Linked DNA regions of Mus musculus: region 1 is linked to region 2. The links are chromatin loops, found by intact Hi-C in ENCODE. Cell type or tissue: left cerebral cortex. All regions are shown on one strand. Each heading gives the region's core, and the rest is flanking DNA. Links, peaks and the distances in the headings are about the cores only.

Evidence for each region. A loop is a pair of places that touch in the nucleus more often than their neighbours do. Peaks named below come from ENCODE experiments on the same cell type or tissue, not always from the same donor. Only the 100,000 strongest peaks of a DNase experiment are listed, where the experiment ranks them.
Region 1: it touches region 2 in a loop (2.1-fold over the local background); 2 of 42 quality-filtered maps call a loop at or near these places.

What each region holds. Positions count from the first base shown.
Region 1 is chr4:57,485,435-57,495,545 of GRCm38, forward strand. It overlaps a transcript of Pakap not described here. Among named protein-coding and RNA genes, the nearest start is that of Pakap, 77 kb to the right of the region's middle. In left cerebral cortex, for the core only: CTCF peaks have their summits at 4,640 and 6,952 (motif pointing left); DNase peaks (open chromatin) are centred at 3,687 and 4,610.
Region 2 is chr4:57,561,066-57,571,176 of GRCm38, forward strand. Pakap (paralemmin A kinase anchor protein) reads left to right here and starts at 6,765. Exons shown (of 11, transcript NM_001384150.1): 1 at 6,765-6,878; 2 at 7,305-7,350. The coding sequence starts at 7,306. In left cerebral cortex, for the core only: a CTCF peak has its summit at 4,926 (motif pointing right); a DNase peak (open chromatin) is centred at 7,002; H3K4me3 peaks cover 1,029 bases; H3K27ac peaks cover 574 bases.

The sequences.
Region 1 (10,111 bases), core at 1,237-9,236, 75 kb before region 2:
GATGGAGCTTAAGGGAGAAAAAGCCTGTGCCCAGGGGCTGAAAGGAAGAAGAGATCTTCCAGGGGAAGACCCTGAAGCAGGAGATTGGCCAGCAGGGTAAGTGGTCCTTGAATGCAGCAGGTCCTCATCCATGATGTGAATCCCTTAGATGTTGCTTCTTTCAAGTTCTCTGTTGTTACAATTCTTCTAAAGCCACAGCTAGATGAACCCTTGTTTCTGACTTCCCTCCTCACGACCGATGTGTGATCCAAATCAGATGACCCTGGACTGTGAGCTCACTCTTTAAGATTTATGGTATTGACATAGGTCTGGTTGAATGTAGAGAGGTAGTCTCATTCCACACCTGGGACACTCTCCAGTTCCAGCTGGGTCACTGTTTGGGTTTTCCCTTCCTGATCCTGTATTCTAAGAAGATTCCAAGAACAACATACATCTACTAAGACCCAGAGTCTCCTGGGCTTCCATTCACCTGGACTCGGCTCTCACAGTACACCACAGGCTTTCTCTTATTTCTGTTTAAAAGGTCTCCAGTGGCCATCTCTAAGCCATTCCTGTTCCCAGGCTCTGGTCTCACCTGCTGAGAGCCAGCAGAGTTAATTCTGTGAAAGCACAGGTGTGAGCATCAGACCTGTATCCACTGTATCCATCTGCAGGACTGTGGTCCAGTTTCCCATCCACTTCTGGAGAATTATAACACTAACACACAGAACATAATTTTTAAGGATTGCAGGAGCCTAATACAGTCACGTGTAAAGAACGTAACCCTGTGACTCTTAGACAGGACTGTGAGTGCCATCAAATGAGTGGGCAAGCTCCTTCATCATTTCCTGAGGACATGAAGTGCCCCCAGTGTATTCTCCTTTAGTTGATCTTAGTTCCCTCATTCCTCTGTTTCCATTTATCCCTATATGTACCTGCAAACCTATGATCGTGGACGCCATTCCTTCCATCCTAGGTTCCACCATCCCCCACAATCTTCTGGCATCTGCTCAGGTGCAAACTTCTCCACATGCTGTCCTTCCATGGATTGCCTTGCCCAGCTCAGCTCTGGGGTCACTGTGTCATCTACACCTTCTGGGCCACCATCATGTTTCCGTTTGTAACAGCTTTCTCTTTCCTTCTGTGGTGACTCATGCCGAGGGTTTCAGAGGCTGTTGAGTGGGATACAATGTTGCTATGTGTCACACATTCTAAAAAGCACCAACAATTGAAGCTAAATACCTTTCCGTGGGAGAACTGCCTAGTTAAGGAAGGTGATATTTGTCCCTTCCTGAATATAGCATGGTAGTGAAGATCACAGATTTTTTTTTTTTGAAGGAAAGCCAAATTACTTAAGTGTGAACCTGTCTTTTGCATGCCTTCAGCTGAATTATTTGAACTCTGAGTACCTCCAGCTTCTTCAAATGAATATAATAGTAGTCATGCCTACCGCATAATGTAACCAAACCAAAGGAACCCTCCAAAACAATAATGACAGAATCGTTCTAACCTCCTGGTCTTTCTGGTTGGCCCTGAGTCCCATCAGGGGAGGAACATGTCATGCCCCGCCCTTGCTTGTGTCCCCTGAGTCCCATCAGGGGAGGAACATGTCATGCCCTGCCCTTGCTTGTGTCTTTCCATCACAAGGTCAAGCCTGTGCAAAGGATTACAGGGAGAGACTTAAAGTCACACTTGAGATGCTTTAATGGCTTGGAAGGTTAGTGCTCTCCCAGAAAATGTCCTCAGGGTTCTATGCAAGATGGAATTAAGACTTTTTAAAAAGGCATCATTTTCAATTTCTAAGAAAAAGAAAAAGCATTTACATATTGGATTTTATGACTTGACTCCATGAGAGGGATGATGATGGTAGTGATGGTAATGATTGTGATGCTGGTAATGGTGGTGATGGTGGTGATGATGATGGTTCATTTGGCTTAGGTTTCCTTGCATGCTCACAGCCAAGCTTGAAAACCAGTTTATTACCCTTGCAAATTAAAATGGCTACACTCAGGACTATCGACAAGAGCAGATGCTGGCAAAGATGTGGGGAAACGGGAACGCGGTCTTACATTATTGAAAAGGGAAAAGGACGCAGCCACTTTGAAAAGCCATTTGGCAGTTACTCAAAGCAATAAACCCAGAGTGGCCTAACAACCTAGCAAGTCAATTACTACATCTCTTCTCAAAAGAAATGAAAACTTATGTGCCCCTAAATGGTCTACAGATGTTTATGGCAACCTTATCTACAAGAGTAAAAAAGCAGATCCAATACCAGTGTCCATCAGTGGATGATACGGAACACTTTAACTATGATAAAAGCTGTTGAAAAGTAACACTTAAATAGGTGAACTTTGTTGTGTGTAAAACTATATCTGAAGAAAGGCTTTTTTTTTTTTTTTTGAACTTTTGAAAGTAGGACTGTATGTTTGGTCATTCATAGCCTTCTCCTTTCTTTTCTTCCTTTACTTTTTTTTTCCAGCTAGGATCTTGATATGCAGTCTAGGCTAACATAAAACCCACAATCCTCCCGTCTCAGCTTCTCCAGCACTGCCTTACAGATGTGTGCTCGAGTGTCCAGCTTTTAAATTGCCATTTCCTGTCTTTTTCTTCCTCCCTTTCTCTCTCTCTCTCTCTCTCTTTCTTTCTTTCGATTTATTTATTTATAAGTACACTGTAGCTGTCTTCAGACACACCAGAAGAAGGTATCAGATCCCATTACAGATGGTTGTGAGCCACCATGTGTTTTTTGGGATTCGAACTCATGACCTCTGGAAGAGTAGTCAGTACTCTTAACCGCTGAGCCATCTCTCCAGCCCATTTCTCTTCTTTCTTAACACATGGCCTCCGTTTCCAATCAGTGATACTCCTGGAGTGTTGGTCACATGTCTGGTGACCTTTCAGTCCATGTCCATGGAATGTGGGAAAATTCCCCATTCATCAGTCTTGGGGGGATACAGCGTAGACCTCTGCCTTGGACTGAACATGAACCCGTGAATCCTGGTAACCTGTCAGTGTGATCATGCTGAGGAGGAGGGCAGAGATGGAATTAAGATTAGTGCTCCTATGAGAAGTTGAGGCAGCCTTTGGCCCTCTTTTTGCCTGTGTGCCATGTAAGGATATTGTAGGAAGCCTCACTAGGCATGCTGATGCATGTCTATAATCCCAGCACTTGGGAGGCAGGAGAATCAGGAGTTCTCAACTAACCTTTGCTACATAGCAAGTTCAAGGCCAGTCTGGGCTACATGATAACCTATCTCGAAAGCAAAACCTAAAACAGAAAAGAAGGCCTTTGCCACCCACAAAGTGCCAGAATATTGATCTTGGACCTCACCCTCTAGAACGATGAGAGATTCTGTTACTTATAAATTTCCCAGACTTTGGTATCTTTTTATCATATAAACTGACCAGAGAGGTTTTCATCTGAGAAACGGAAAACACTGGAAAATTGCTTGCAGCTGGATTGGAGACGCTGATCTCAATGCAGGTTTGGACAACCTACCCCAGACCTAGAGTCAGGTGCTCAGGACAAAGAAGTGCAGACAGAGTTCTAATGACAGGTGAGCAGTGGCCACAGGCAGTGTTTTTCAGGGACAGCATTGTCTGTAATCAGGCAACGAATGTGTCACAAGGGCTGCCCCTCTGTGCCCAATAGCAGGAGATCTCATTCTGAGCATGCGTCAGATTGTGATCAAATGCTGTTTAGGCTCCTAGCAGCTCCTGCTGGTTTTCACAATGTGGCTCTTCAACCTCCCTGATGATTGTGTGAACCGGTTACTATCTTTCCACTCAATTCCCTTCCTTCTGTCAGTGTCTCTGTTTGCTAAGCGTCCTGCTTGATGTGGTTGGTGCATTGAGGTGACTGCATCTCAAACTGTCTCCAGCTCTCCAGGCATTGTAAGCCATATGCTTGTGATTGCTCTGTGCCATCCATGATCTCATTTATCCCTCAGAATAGCTTAGGGACTTAGATGCGGAAGAAATAGCCTCATGGGAATGAAGACTCAGACCCAAGGGAAGTCTCGTGTGCTTCCGGTTGGATCTCTTTGGCTTTTTCTCCATCTTCCTTGGTATCCTATCTAATTGCCCATTAGTTGCAGTTAGGAAGCCCTCACCCTCTCCTCCTCCCCACCTTCTCCACTCTCTCTTCTTCCTTTAAACCATCACGAGCTTCGCTGTCAGGTTTTTCATACAAGTATTATTAGTTTCCCTGTGCAACAGTCTCCAGCCACTTTCTGTTGTCTAGGTGACCACACTCCAGGAAGATACCGGTTGCTGATATCTAACGCTGCTCTCTCCTCTGCTTCTGTCTATTCCTAACTCAAAACAAGTCTATCCCATGCCAAAAGGTCTGTTTTCTGTTAGTCTGACTGAATTTACTACAGACAGTAGGCCTTCAATAAATATCCTTAATCTAGAGACAGACTGAAGACAAAATATTGAATTCATTCCTCATGTTTCCATCATAAACTCCAAATTCTATGGCCACGATGATTGGGGGAGCAATAAAACAAGCATCGAGCATCATATGGCAAAATGTATTGGAATGTGGTATTCTTGGCAGAAGCTCATCTCAGAGTGGAAAATGTTTGCTAAGTATAAACACCACAAAGACATGTGCGCCATCTAGCCTTTATTATTAGTCACTGGGATTTTTATTTAGCAACTGAAAACTTTGTGAGACTATTCAATTCCCGGAATGGAATTTAGGGTTGCTTTCTGAAACCAGTCCAGCCCAGCCTTTGTGCACATGAGCATTCTTAGAAAGCCTCTGAATGTCTATTCTTATGCATTTCAACTGGTGGTGAGAGGCTCCAAAATAAAGTCACCGAAGAGACTCTGCTTGCTTCCTACTTCGGTGGCACTGGAAAGTTCCCAAAGGTCTCCTTTGTTTCTATTGCCAGACCAGGTTATTTGAGGTCCACGCTTAGGACAAAGTCAGGAATGGTGTAAATCAAGATGAAGCAATGAGGATTGGAAGGAGGAGGCTGAGGACTGGACCATGCCTGCCAAAGATAGATCAAGGAAGCAAGGGGAATTATGCAGGGCAGGTTAGATGTGACAAGGTCACCCATAGTGGGTACTTGAGCTTGTGGAGGGGCTGAGCTGTGAGGCCTTGACTAGCTTCTGCATTGCAATTCTTTTCTTCCTTCAGTAGGATTACCATGGACCAAAGAGACCCTGCCCAAGGGAAAAATCTATTCCACCTCCAGGTGTTCTGACATGTCTGTTTTGTTGTGTCTGGTCCTGAATTTCAGCATGGAGTGTGATTCTCTGTGAGAATGTCCTGTTAAATCCTGGGTGAAATCCAGCCAGTTGCTTACACATGCTTCACCTCTTCTGGTTTCGTACTGCCACCCATGTGACCTTCATAAGAACGCTACCATTCTGTTCTTGCTGCTTTGACCTTTGAGCCCATTGAGCAACTTGATCATCTACTTGACCACCAGAGCTACTGCCCTTACTCAGGTGTGTCTTTACATCAGTATAATTCCATTTCTACCTCTTGTCAAGTGGAGCCTGTGTCTTTCAAGGACTGTCAGCCACATCCTTGGGCAAAGGCCTGGATAGAATGAAGGAGCCAAAAAGCCTGAAATACTGGGTTGCAGAAGTTGTGGAATGCAGCACCCACAGGTGCCTTTGTGCCAAAGAGAAAAACACATCTTGCTGGGATAAAACAGTTCAAAGTATTTTCTTCATTATTGGTCTGAGAGGAGGCCCTCTAAAAGACACATGCCGGTCCTCATAGTCAGTACTGGTAAATGTGATCTTACTTGGAAAAAAATGGATCTTTGTAGATGCAATTAAGGATCTTAAAGCAAGATCACTCTAGATTGCCCTAATTCAGTGACAACCATCCTTATAAAAAGAAGAGAGATAACTATAAGACAGGGGTGGAAGCAGAGACTGCAATGACTAGAGATGTCATAACTTTCCATAGCTCTCAGGAGCAAGGCTTCCTGAAGGTTCTCCCTCAGAACCTCTGAAGGAAGCCGCCTTGTTGACCTTGAAGTTTTGGTTGTGAAATCCCCAGAACTGTCAGGACAGATGTCTTGTTGCCTTAAGTCACTTTTCAGTGACTGGGAACAAGAGATCTAGGAAAGTAATTCATAATCAGCAGGTAGACTCGACTTCCTGGCAGCATGACTGCAAGCTTTGAGCCTCTTCCTGTCTCCTAGGAACACCACTCAGCAAGGCTTTGATGGAAGCCAAAGACCCAGAGCACAAATCCACACAAAGAATTACAGAGAGTCAGGGTATAATAATAAAAATGATTGGATTTTAGAGATAGAAGAAGGCTGAGAGTCAGTAGAACTAAGTATTTTCTCAATTGAAAGATGGAAGGAAGGAGATGATACTTATCAATGAACCTGTTGAGAGTTATTCTGTTAACTTCACTGTCTCACCGGCAGACTTATATGATGACATACATGTCTTCCTTAGATATATATTTCCTTTCTTCTCCTCCTCACTCTGGGTAACCAGTATGAGCACTGTAAAGAGCAAGAAAGCCGTTTAAACTCATGCTGGCAGCCCATTTCAGCTCAGGGATGTTTGGTGCCTCTTGGAACAGCAGCGAGCAGTAACTGCACTGTCTCATCAGACCTTGCTCAAGAGAAGTCCATACTTCCTCTTCAAGAGTGGCAACAGCTAAGCAGAGCTTCAGTTTGTAGCCACTGCTCCCTGTATTGGTTATGCTTTTCTTGCTATGACAGAATGCCCGATGAAACGTAGCTTTGAAGAAGAAAGTTTTATTTTGACTTATAGTGCCAGGGGGGAATGAGTCCACCACGGTGGAGAAGCCAGCAGGCCTAGAGGAACACTTGTCATGCATGACATTTCATCCACACCTGGGAAGCAGAGAGAGAAAGTAAAAAGTAGGGTAAAGCTAGACAATCTCAAAGTTGATGTTCTTTCTCCAGCAAGACTCCACACCCTAAAGGGTCAACAAGCTTCTCAAAAAGCGCCACCTTCTGGACAGGATGTTCTACTACACAGAGAACACATCTAGGTGCTTTCTTATGGGGAGCAACCCATCTCATTCAAACACCTTCGGAGCATTGCCACAATTTGAGATCCTTGCACCTTGGCTTTGCACATAGAACTTAGGATGTGCAAATCTAGTCTAAGACATTTTCATAAGGAACACAAGTACTGTATTTGTCACGCCAGCCTCAGCTGGAATTTAGGCAGGAGAGGGGCTCCTTTACTTCAGGATGCTCATATTTGGGTGTTATTGTCTTTGGCAGACAAAGTGAATGAATTTCTTCTCATTAAAAAACAAAACAAAGTATGTGAGGGGGTTGGTGGTGGCTCCTTGTGTTAAAGAAAATTGAATTCACATGTATCCAAATGGAGTCTTACTGGCCACCCAGAGCTCGAGAGCATCTCTGTGTTCTGAACCTAAAAGTGCGTAGTGTTCCGAAATGCTATTAATCTATACTTGTAAACTGTTCATTAGGTCATACTTTGGTGTTAGGTGATAGCTATTTGATGGGTGATATTAAGCCTGTTTTCCCAAGCTTATTCCAGTGTGATGTTGTGGGTGCATAGTGTGCATCTCTAAATGAGAGGTTGGGGGTGAGGGTGGGAGGTGGGGAGATGCCCAGAGAAGAAAGGTCATATCCTGTATTCTCATGAAAGTTGTCTTCTGAGAACTTGTGCTTTGCCTTACAGCCAAGGGATGTTGCCCAGCGAGCTGAGAATGTATTGGATTTCCCAGAGGATTCTGAGTCCCCTTGTATGCTGCATCATCAGGGTTCTTAGTGAGATGATGCTCAGAGGATATGATTATTAACGAATCATGTAATTTGTGTAATTGTTAATGAAGACTTGCTCCAAACGAGTGATGATTTACAGAATTACCCCCACGGCAGATGCCTGTCCCAGGTGCCTGCTTGGATGTGCATGCATGGATGTAAGCAACTCGCATAAAAAGTCAGATTTAGGGACTGGAGAGATGACTCAGAGGTTAAGAGTACTTGATGCTCTTCCAGAGGATCCAGTTTGATTCTCAGCACTTCCATGGCTGCTCACAACTACCTGCAACTCCCACTCCAGGAAATCAGACATGCTTTGCTGGCCTCTGCAGGGTCTAGGCGTGCACGGGGTCCATAGACATATATGCAGGCAAAGATATCTGTATGTATTAACACATTAAAAAGAAAATGCAGGTTTTAAAGAACCGAGCTGTGCATTTTGAAGAGATGCCTGTGCTTTGAAAGCGTGAACTTGGTCAGCCGAGAAAGCAGAAATAAGATGAGAATCTTTTCTATCTTTGTGTTCCCTTTCTGTATTACCAAGTCCTCCATTGCTTAAGAGGTAGTTAGATAAAGATGCTGAGGGACTTGATAAAGCATTATCTGCATGCTGTCCTGCAGTCAGTGGTAACGGCTATTGACAAAGGGGAAAAATAATTTTAGAGTCTTTTGCTGATACTCAAATCGTAGTTCAACACATTTCTTAGCTGGAAGGCTGTTTTATCCCTATCCAAGGTGCTGGGGATAGACTTACGGAATGAATTTTCCTGGTCTCCAGAAGCTTGTCAGCAGTCCAGTGACATGTTTTTTCAAATAATTCAACTAGTCGGGTCCATCTGGAAATCATTGTTTTGATGCCTCCTGTCTGTCTTTCATGTGAGCCTCCCTCTTTCAAAGGCTGAAGAAAAACTGGGGTGTCCCAAAGTAGTATATAATACCCCGCTGACATTCAAACAAGTCAGCGGCTTCTTTGGAGACATGGGAGCCAAAGGGGGCTCAGGAGCCTGGAGTCATGGAATGTTGGGCTCAGAAGGTCTTGTGGGCCCCTTTACCCACATCCTTAGTCGGGGAGATAGCCTCTGTGGATTCCAGTCTAGGTGGTCTCCAGCTGTGGTCTCTGCACCCTCAAAGGAAAGGACGCTTCCTGCTTCCTCAGGCAGCTGCTCTCAAGGACAGTTCTGTTGAGCTGGAAAACACTTACCGTAACATTTGATCTTAGTTCTGCTTGCTAAAGGAATGAAGAATCAATCTTTCTCTGATGGGCTGTATAGTCGAGACAAGGGAATGGAGATATTCGGTTTGATTCCACTTAAGTATCCAGGCAATTCAGAACTGGCTCTCCATCTTTAAGATGGAGATCAGAACCTCTGCCACCTGGTCTGTTGTGGCATAGAGAACACATGTGTTTTAGCCATCTGTCATGGGGCTTGGCACATGGTGGGCAACTATTGAATAGTCTCCTCCTCCTTCTACTTGGAAGCTCTTCAAATACTCAAAGACAGCACGTCGCCTTCCTTTGGGGTTCTCTTTTCCTGCGCTTCTCTACTGTGGATCAAAGGGATGGAAGCAAGGGCGGGGGGACTGAGAAATATCTAAGCCAGGGTGTCCTAACGTGTTGGTATCAACAGGTGGTGGGAAAGATTATTTTTAGACAGACTGGTCATTTATAATTACACTTAAACCTATCTAAAGGATACATCTCACAGCTGTCTTATTATAGTGGGAGACACTATTTTCCTATAAGAGTAATATAAAGTCCACTTTAAGAATAAGCTTATTTAAGAATAAAGGCAAATCTAGTTGGTCATCAGTGGAAGGAGATATCCTTGGTCCTGTGAAGGCCCGATGCCCCAGTGCAGGGGAATGCCAGGGCCAAGAAGCAGGAGTGGGTGGGTTGGTGATCAGGGGAGTGGGAGGAGATAGGAGGTTTTTGGAGGGGAAACCAGGAAGGGGATAACATTTGAAATGTAAATAAAGAAAAAAAAAATAAAGGCGAATCAAGCACAGAAAAAGAACTCTCACTGGTGCCCTGTTTAAAATCAAACGAACCTCCAAGAAACCCAAACCTGATTTCAGGATCTTATTAGCAAGTCCAGTTGAAAAGGCTACCAATGATAGGAGATGCCGGAAAGGCGAACCGTAGAAGATGATCCACAGTGGCCAAAGGGCCGGGAAGAGGATGGAGGGATGAAGGGTGCAACACGGGATTTTTAGAGCAGCAAAGCGACTGTATGATCCTGTAATGTTACATGTTTTTGCATATCAAGAATTTCAAACCCCATTGAATGCACAGCAGAGTTAACTCTGTTACGAGCCGTGGATTTCAGTTAACAATGTATTGATATTGACTGATAAATTCTAATAAGATATTAGTA
Region 2 (10,111 bases), core at 948-8,947:
AGCACAGATGCCTTCCGTTGTCAGGTTGGCTTGGGACCTGTGCTCAGGGTGTGGGGAAGGTTCCCTCAGAGTGCTGGCTCCCTGCCTTTTTTCCAGGGAGCTCCCTGGTGCTTCTGGCTCCCCAACAAGCAGCCGCCTTTGTGTCTACAACTTTTTCTCCCCACCTCCTCAAGTATGCCTTCCCTCTAGTGGGATAAATTTAGCCCTTGAATGAATGCAGAAAGAAGAACACGTGGGAGCAAGCGCATGCCAAATAGCATTCAAATATAGGCTTGGCACACACACAACGGGCCCAAAACAGTCAAGATTTTCTGTTTCTTTCCCTGCCTTTCTGTTTCTCCAATCGCATCCTCAAGCCACTATAGCCTTTTCTGCCTTCCCTTAAGCTAACTGAATGTGGAGACCAGGAGGTAGGGCTATTTGTCTTTAGTTACTTATGACTTAGGGGTCATCTAGGAGTCAAAGAAAGCCCCAGGTACCCATGATAATTTCCCTTTCCTGGTTCAGTTCTTCAGAGCTCAGAGATCTATCCCGAGCTCAAAGCACCGTTTTGTCTTATATAAAGGCATAGGTTTTTATCCTACCAGATCGAGCCTAGGCAATTGCATGTACATGCCCCCAGTAGTTGTCATATCCCCAAGTCACTAACTGTGCTGGTTAGCACTTTTCTCAATTTAACACAAGCTAGAGTCATTTGGGAAAAGGGAACTTCAACTGAAAATAAAACATGCCTCCATCAGATTGCCTGTAAGCAAGTCTATGGGGGGCACTTTTTGGGCTAATGATTGATAAGGGAGGGTCCAGTCAGATGGAGGCAGACCCACACCTGGGTAAAAGGCCCTGGGTAGTATAAGAAAGCAAGAAGAGCAAGCTATGGGAGCCCAGCCAGTAACCAGCATTTACCCACAATCTTTCCCTCCATTCCTGTCTCCAGTACTGCCCTGCTTGAGTTCCTGCCCCAACTTCCCTTCATGATGAGCCATGACCTGGAAGTTTGTGATGAAATAAACCCCTTTGTCCCCCAAGCTCCTTTGGGTCATGATATTTTATCACAGCATAGAAAGCTAACTAGGCCACTGACTTTGAAATCTTAATCTTTCATTCTAGTCCTTTATCCTACAGTGCTAGCAAGAAGCAGGTAGGGAACAGGCTAGCCCTATTCCCAGTCTACAAATGAAGAACCCATCCCTGATGTCTAGATCAGGGAAGTGGCTGGTATGTGGTCATACTCAGTGGCAGTTAGCATGAGGGTCTGCCTCATGTCTTTCTACTCCAGACTGCTCTAGGGAAAGATAACTTGTCCAGGAGGCTGTGGTTATGCATCAGTTAGGAGTGACTTTGGAGACTGTCTGATTGACTCCTCTGAATGAAATGGGCACCAAGAGGAGACAGGCTCTGGTGGTGGTGGGTGCAGAGCTTAGGCTATTCCCAGCTTCACTCTTGGTTTCCCAGCCATTGGATCAGACAGAACTGCAGTGGCAGGCCACCATCTCCCCACTGCCAAGCCTGCAGGAAATCTCTCCCCTGGTCAGCAGTGCTGACTTGTAGAATGCATGGGGCATTATGGAATCATGGATGATAATGAAAGTGTCAATGACCAAGCTACAAAAAGGGATTCCATGCTGACAGGGCACATCATGGGCATTGTGCTAGGACCAACTGGACTGGCTTCTAAGCTCTCTGTGAAGCCAGTGACCCAACTGTGTCTAGTGGCATCAGATCACCAGGCTAGGGCAGACCTGACCTTTCCAGAGATCTTTCTAGTTTGTAACTAATTCACCCTTAAACCTGGAATCAGCACTACGGATGAGCACTTTTACGGCATAGAGTTGGGCCCTTTTCCCAAATAGCTAGAAATGATTATTTTCTCCTAGGACTTAGTCTATCACCACTTAAGAACTCTTTTCCAGGGCTGGTGATGTAACTCAGTTAGAAGGATGCTCGCTTAATATGCTTAAACCCTGGGATCAGTCATCAGCACCATGTAAAAAGAGGGACAGTACCACACACTTGTATCCACATTCAGAAGGTGGAGGCAGGAAAAAAAATTAAAGTATCTTCTTATATAGATTTATTAAATTAACTGATCCCCAAAGATGATGATATGATAGGCATATATTAGTCATTAGAAGGAGAACCCCGTAAAGAAATTTCTGGAGCTGGAAAGATGGCTTATTGGTTAAGAGCACTTTCAACTTTTTCTGAGGACCTGCATTTGGTTCTCAACACTCATGTGATAACTCACTACCATTCAGTTTCAGAGATTCTGATGTCTTTTTCTAGTTTCTGAAGATACACACACTCCTGTGGCACATGGGCATGCATGCATACAAAATCTCATATACATAAAATGAAATAAAAAAGAATCTTTTAATTTAAAAATGCATTAAAATGATGTTTGGGATAAAACCAAGTCATTGAATCAATCTGATCTCTGGGCCTTTGACTATAGCAATAATTACGCTGAGTCCTTACGACCCACCACATCTGGAGCACCAGCAGTGGTCCATACAAGTCCTTGACATCTGTTATTCTCATCCTCACTGCATCCTTATGAGATGCCCAGGGTTCCAACTTGTCTTTACAACTCATGTCTATTATGTGTCATGCCCACCTCCTACTTCCAAATTCCACTTTCCAAAGCTTTTATTAACAAGACTATTCTGAGCCAACTTACAAATAGTTTAGTATTGTCTGCAAATACATTGGCGTTTAAAGTACATGTGAATGATTCTTAAACATCCAACACTAATTCCTGCTTACTGTCTTTATGCCACCCTGTTTGCTGCGCAGAGACCTTGGTCTCTAGTTGTACCTAAGTAGCTCCAGCCGACTTCCTCTCACACTCTGGCATTCTGTACTTTAACCTTACTCTGTCTTCTTGCTCTGCGGGGACTTCCTACGTGTTTCTATCATTTGAATTCACAGAGAAAAACCAGCACATACTTGAAGGCCCATCAACGTGCTGGTAACCATAGGCGCCAATGGGTACCAAGGGCGGTTTACCTCCTTTGGATGCTGTGTGGCCATTGTGTACTTTAAAAAGTAATATATGCTAATTATATGAAGAGGCGTGATGATGACATGTCTTTGTGTTTGTATAGTGCACTTTCATTGTGCACACACCCCGTTATCCTTTCTGCTCTCATATTCCCTTCCCCTTCCATATCTTCATCCTACATATTACATATGCTTTCAATGACCATATATATTCTTAAATGAGCTCATTCAGAAGAGAGTCAAGGCAAATGTTTCAGGAGATGCTGGTGTGCCCTTTGAATCACCTTCGTGTAAGGAATCCTTCAAGTTGCTAATAAATTTCAACACTCCTAGCTACTCCTCAAAGGACATTGACTTTTTCTGAAAGGATGGGCTTTGGAAAGTCATTTCTCTCTTGGCTTACCAAGCTCCTGTTTTCCCCACAGGGAAAATAGTCTGTGCTCATTTGCAGTCCCCAAAAGACTCCTGTCCTAAAATAGACTCCTGAAACTTCTATCAGCAGCAAAACATTTATTTTGCATATCTAACATTCTGTATTCAGTCTGTGTGATGCTTTACCGTGCCACATCTATCAAAGAAACCATCCTACCACCTGGATCGTGCTGTGCAGCACAAGTTAATATCCCCACAAGAGCTACTGATTTGTGACACAGATTATGCACCACTATAATGTATAATACCAAATATTAAATTTTTGGAAGAAAAATAGTAGCTAATATAGCTATGGCACTGGACTGTCAAACCTCTGTAATGTCACACCATCACTTAATACCTAGTATTGACTAGCTACGCCGTGAATGTATATTGGGATGCAGCTTACTTGGTGGAGTGTTTGCCTAGCATTCACAGTGTTGGAACCCTAAGATCCCATGCTCCAGGCATGCTGGTGTGTGCCTGGAATCTTAGCAGCAGAGAGAAGGAAGCTGAAGGGTGTGTAATTCAAGGCCAGCCACAGCTACATAGTGAATTTGAGCCTAGACTGGGCTCCATGAGACCCTGTCTTAGAAAATAGACATAATTTGGGTTATAAATGTCTGTGTTTATGATGGGTTCAGTGGTTTCCAAATGCTAGAATTTAGACAGGAAGGGAACAGTGCGAGGAGAGAAAATATTCTCCTTCTGCTTGTTGGCTGAACCTCAGCCATTCAGTTAACATATCTTCTGTTTCACCAGGGGTCTTTAGTTACAAGCAACTGAAGTGGATTCTGGTTGATAAATGAAGACAAGAAAGGCACTCACATTGCATTTAGTAGCTTGAAGAATAGTTGAGGAATCTATAGAAGAGGCTTAGGTCATGGACAAGACCAAAAATAAGCTACCAGCCTGGAAAATTCTCAAAAATGCTGTCTTCAAACTTCCTGGTAGGTGCACGTGTTTGGTTAAATTCAGATTGCAGGCCATGCATAGCTTCCAGGAGATCTGGGGAAGCAGGTGTCTGGCATTTCCCCACTTCTGTGATGAGATGTGGCTTGCTCTTCATATGGTTTAAATGTGGGAACCCTCCCAAAGATTGGAAAGGGTTCACCAGTTGGGCAGCTAAAAATAATCTATGTCTGCCTCACTTCCTAACTGGCCTGAACCCAATGTCAGGCATCCTAACTTCCTCCCTTCTTTGACTACTTGATGTACCTGCTTTGACAATCCTCAGTTCTGATTGAGCATAGTCACATGGTAGTGGGTCTCAGATGCTTTAAAACCACTGAGGAAGCACACACAATTGGTCATGAGTCTTTGGTCCTGTAAATTTCATTAATGAAATGACTCTAAGTCCATCTGTAGTTCTCAGCTTGCCATATAGAAATTTAATTCTGTGCATGTGGTCATGAAATCCTCATGCAGATGGTTGCTTAGGGTCCATTTTTTAAAAAAATTATATTTGTCTTCATATATGTCTGGACACCATATGTGTGCAGTGCTCACAGAGGCCAGAAGAGGGCGTCAGATTCCCTGGGACTGGAGTCTCAGAGAGGTGTGAGCTGCCACGTGGGTGCTTGGAATTGGATATGCTCCCCCACCCTTGAAGAGCTACCACTTCTCTTAACTACTGAGCCACCCAAACCCAGAATCCATATTTTAGGGTCCCCCATTGCCCAGAGTTCCTTTCTAAATCATTTCTCCAGTTCCATCAATGTCAATCACTTAGTTGCCAGGCCAACTCGGGCAAAGCTCCCCAGCTGTTCTGTAGAATTCCAACTCACAATTTCTTCTTCCTGTCCCTCCCCATTCCTCCCTCGTTCTCTGCTGCCTTCTGCTTCCATTCCAAGATGGAACTGGCGAGGGATGCTAACAAGAATGCCCTCTGGTCCATCCTGAGAACACCCTGCCTAACGTGCATTTTCCTTTGCTCTAGCGTCTCTCAAGTCTAATATTCCCTTGATAGCCAGGCACTCTACACCCTTTCTAATCTAAAGATCCTTCTCTCTGTTGACCACCTTCCTGTTCCTTCTACACTTCCTAAGATCCGGGAAAGGTTGTTGATGCCCCAGCATACTTTCCACTTTGTATAGTTTCTTATGCCCCCCTAAACAGTTCCTGCTCTGGAGTGACTGCTCTCTGCTCCTCAGTCCTGAAGCCTACAGCTTCTCCTCCGCCTACTTTGTCCTGAACCACACAGAAGCACATGACCCCGATACAATTTCCTGTCCTCTTGCTGTGGCTTTTGGAGTAAGTCCTCCAGTTTTTCCTTCTGCTCTTCGGATCTTCTACTTCATCTGTGTCCTTGGCTGACTTTCTCCCTGGTTTGCGCTCTCATTTTGGCTACTTTCAGCTCTTTAGCCGTGACTAGCAAGGTGATTGCACTGAGAGCACTGTGTCCCAACCCCAATTCTTCTGCTTTTACGTTCAGATCTTTACAAATGGTGGCCCTTGAAGAGTCTCTTAGGCTCCTTTCCTTCCTTACCTCCACTTCCATCTCTCTTTGTGAAAACGAAATGGTGTGAAATATACATAGTATGCAATGCGCTGTTTTAGCCGTTTTACAGTATACAGTTTGGTGACTTTAAGTTCATTCACCCCCTTTGCCGCCATCATTCCTGCCCCCACTCTGACTCCCAAGAATCTGACTGACTCAATATAGGCTAGGCGAGCACTCGACAACTGAGCTGGATTCCTAGCCTCCATCACCCATCTCTCCGTTTGCTGCCTTTTTAATACATAGCTATATGGGAAAGGACTATTTCTTGTTAGCATGTTTTTTTCTTGGGGCCTGTGCTGTCATCACTTCCCGGTCATCAGAGGAGCTTAGTTTAGTGCCTGACCTGAAGCTTGTGGGCTTCCCTCATATTACAGGGGCTCCCATCACCACTTGGCTTTTACGTGGGTGCTGGGAATATAAACTTCAATCCTTATCCTTAATTGCTTTACCCACTGAGTTATCTCCCCATGCTCCTAGCCACAATCATTTTTAAGGATGTCTCTGCCAGGTCATTTGCAATCCTTCTCTTTTTTTCAGATAAGAAAACTGGGGCTCAGAGTGATTTAGTTGTCCAGGAAGACACCCAGGGCTTCAAACTCTGAGCTGTTTCTGTTGGTGTGTCACCAGAAGGGTGACCTATCTGGTGATACGCCCCTGCCCTTGAGGGTACTACTATCTAAAGCACGTGGACAAGACAGCATTTATCTGTTGGAAATGTCCCCAGGTGGAGCCCAAGCATCTGGAGCCAGTTAGAAGGAGCTGGGGATAGTGGGTGGCCGTAGCCGGCCTGTAAGGACACGTGCTGGGGCTTGCGTTCTGCCAAAGGCCCCTTCTGCTGGCATCTTTGCTCAGAGCAGAGGCGCCGCCTGGTCTTGTCTAGACCCAGAGCGTAGCGCGCGCGGCCACCAAGGCGCACCAGCTGTGCGCCCCCCAACCCCCAGCTCACTAATCACAAGCGCCCCAGGTGCCCCACTCGCGAGCGACGGCGGCAGCCACGGGTCCCCCACACCCCAGGGGCGGAGCGAGGCGCGGAGACGTCAGGGCGGGGACCTAGTGCTGCGGAGCGCGCTCTCCCGGAGGCTCCCGGCGGCCCACGTTCCCGGCTGGCGCGGCCGGTGGTGGCGGTGGCGGTTGAGACTGGGATCTTGCAGTTCGCGGCGGCGCTGGGGCGCAGCCAGGCGGCCGCGCCGGTGGAGACGGAGGCTGAGCTCTGAGCCAGCCGTGCGCGCAGCTTTGCCCGCCCCCCCCCCCAGGAGCAGACCCCACGCGCCCTTAGGCTGTCCCCGGGGTCGAGTTGAGCTCCCCACGGGTGCCCTTTTATCTCCTTGGGTGACTACAGCGTGTGTTTTGTTTTTCTTCCTTTTTCCCCTGCCCGTGTGCCCTTCTCCAGGATGGCAGAGGCGGAATTGCACAAGGAGAGGCTGCAAGCCATAGCAGTAAGTCCACTTTTCATTTCATTTTCTTGCTCTATTGTCTGGGGTGGACGGGGACCTGTAGGCTCAGGGCCAGGGACATGCCAGCCTGGTAGCCTCCGGCCCTGTGCTGGGGTGAAAGTCTGTCCAGGCTTAGCGACGCTGCCTTTTGCCTTTTATATGTCTGTAGACTAAACCCCTGGGGGCACACTTGGGACTAGGAAGATTTGAACATGGAAAATTGGCTTAGGAATAAGATGCTTGCTGCCGCGCGCTTTAGGGATAGACTAAACGGTGGTGTGTGTGTGTGTGTGTGTGTGTGTGTGTGTGTGTTGCGGGAACTCCTGGAATATTATTACCCAGTACCCTTAAGCATGTTGCCTTCCAACTCCAGAGAAGGGAGAGAGTGGTGGCCCATGGTGGCTATCTTCCTCTTCCTAGCCAGCTATCCAGCCAGCAGCCACCTGAGTGGTAGAACGTCCCCCAGAATCCAGGAGTGCCCGTTTTCTTCCTCTGTTTGACATTAACAAGGGCTCTGGCACAGGCCACCACCCTAGAAAGGGAAGAGGCGTCTTACAGCTGGGGATTGGAAGTAATATTTCAGGAGAGTCTCTTTCTTATGGGTGTGGATTATCTGAAAACCATTGGCTCGGCATACAAAAGAGCATCCGGCTTTGGCAAAGTTCTGCACTTACAGAGTACTGTACCATGTGCATCTTGGGTTGGGACAAGCGCTGTCTGACACTGCCTCAGTCGGAGAGGCCTTGCTGGTTCTGCCAGTGTTCCACAGATGTGGTTTTCACTGGAGCCACCACAGCTGGATTATATATTTCCTCTGCGGATGAGGGAATGGTTACTGGCGCTCTATGAAATAATGGCAAATTAAAGGAGGTCTGCTAGGATGTTGGCACAAAAGAATCTGCAGACATTCTTTCACCTAAGTACTTTTTCCCCTGTGCTCCAAGAGTTCCCTGGAAACACATAAATTTGTTGGAGAAATACTGTGTAATGTTTTGGAAGCGACTGATGTATGAAAACGTTTTCAAATGCCTTTGGATGGTGGAGTCTTCATTGGCAAAGTGCATGCAGGCCTTTCTCATTTTAGTGACATTTGATGTGGACTCAGTAGCTCAGAGACCCCCTTTCTCAAACTCTTCTGATTATGCCTTAGGGAGAGAGCTGTGCGTATACAACTTGGCTTCTGACGCTGTCTTTGAACTTGATCCTTGGACTCAAGGAAGCTGTTTGTTCCTCTCTTCCCTTTCCACGCAGTGTGTGCACATTTTGATGGTTAATGGAGTTGCTCGCGGATTCTAAAGTCAGTGTCAGGGCAGTGTGGCTGTCTGTCTTGAATTTGCTCCGAATGGTGCCATGAAGCTGGAGGGTGTTTTGTGTCGCTGGATAAAGGGCTGCTTCAACTGTTGACAAGTGTCTGCTCCAGAGAACACTCGAGCACTCCCATGGACTGCTGATGGCCAATTGCAACAGTTGTCGCATTTTCTGCCTCTGCACGACCAGTGTCCCTGCATGCCTGAGGGACAGCTGACTCCACTGAAAGGACTCACTTTCTGAGCACTGTGCCAATAGTAGCTAACACGGGAGCCACCCCTTCCAAGTAGGCTTGAGTAATCTCAGCCACAGCCAAGGTGGTTTTCAAGAATGATCTAGGGGAACCCACAGTGTTCTCTTGAGCAGACAAGAAGGTAAACACCCACCTGTGCCTGTTCAGTTGTGGGACTGAGTTCATCCTGCGAATCTGAGGAGTTGTTGGGGAGTCCCAGGAATGGGGGGATCAACATCTGGTGGGGGAAAATTTTATGTGTTATCACTATGTGTGTGTGTGTGTGTGTGTGTGTGTGTGTGTGAGAGAGAGAGAGAGAGAGAGAGAGAGAGAGAGAGAGAGAGAGAGAGAAGAGAAAGAAGAGAACAGCAATGGTGAACTTGTGGCTACAATCAGTACATAATTTTATGCCACATTTTGGCTTAGTCCGCATGCTTTCCGGATTCAGCAAACTTTGCCTCTCTTGGCCCTTTCCCAGAATTCCCAGGGGGTTCTGAGACACTCACGATCTTTCCCCAAGGCTTAACATGCATGAAGTCCCTCTGGAGATAAAGGGGAAGAGAATAATTCTTCACATCTTCACTTACTTGGGTTCCTGGGTGTTGCTCAGTCTTGTGTCTGAGCCTCAGGTTTTTTTTCTCTATAAAATAGGCCCAGGAGTTTATCTCTGCTTTTGAAGACTAGGAAAGTGAAGCACTTTGGCCCACATTTGCCATGGGGTGATGTTCATGTGGAGGCCTCAGCTCTTGTCTACGCTGCTGAAAAGGCACGGGGCAGCTCTGTTTTCCATTTCAACTCTGAAATCCCTCCCTCTACAGCCCTGACTGGGACCTGAGGGCCCACTCACCTGCTCACTCAGCAGGTTTCTGTGGAGTGTCTCTCCCCTAGGGATTACTAGTGCTGTTGACAGCCAGAGGAAGGTCTTGTCCCTGAATGTTTAGTTTTAAAAGGGGGTGGGTGTCTCATTATGGAGCCCTGTTCGGCCTGGAACACACTATGCAGACTGGCCTGACCTTGAGTTCACAGTGACCCACTTGTCAGCTTCTGGAGTTCTGGGATTAAAAGTGTGTGCCTCCACTCCCAGCCCCAAGCTTAGTGTTTGAAAGGTCAGGTGTCACCCAGGTCACCCAGGATGTCTGCTGCATGATCATCTGTGGGAAGCATCCAGTGTGGGTTACTAACTGGGTATAGTGCCTCAACCGAATCTACTAAGTCAGGCCGGAG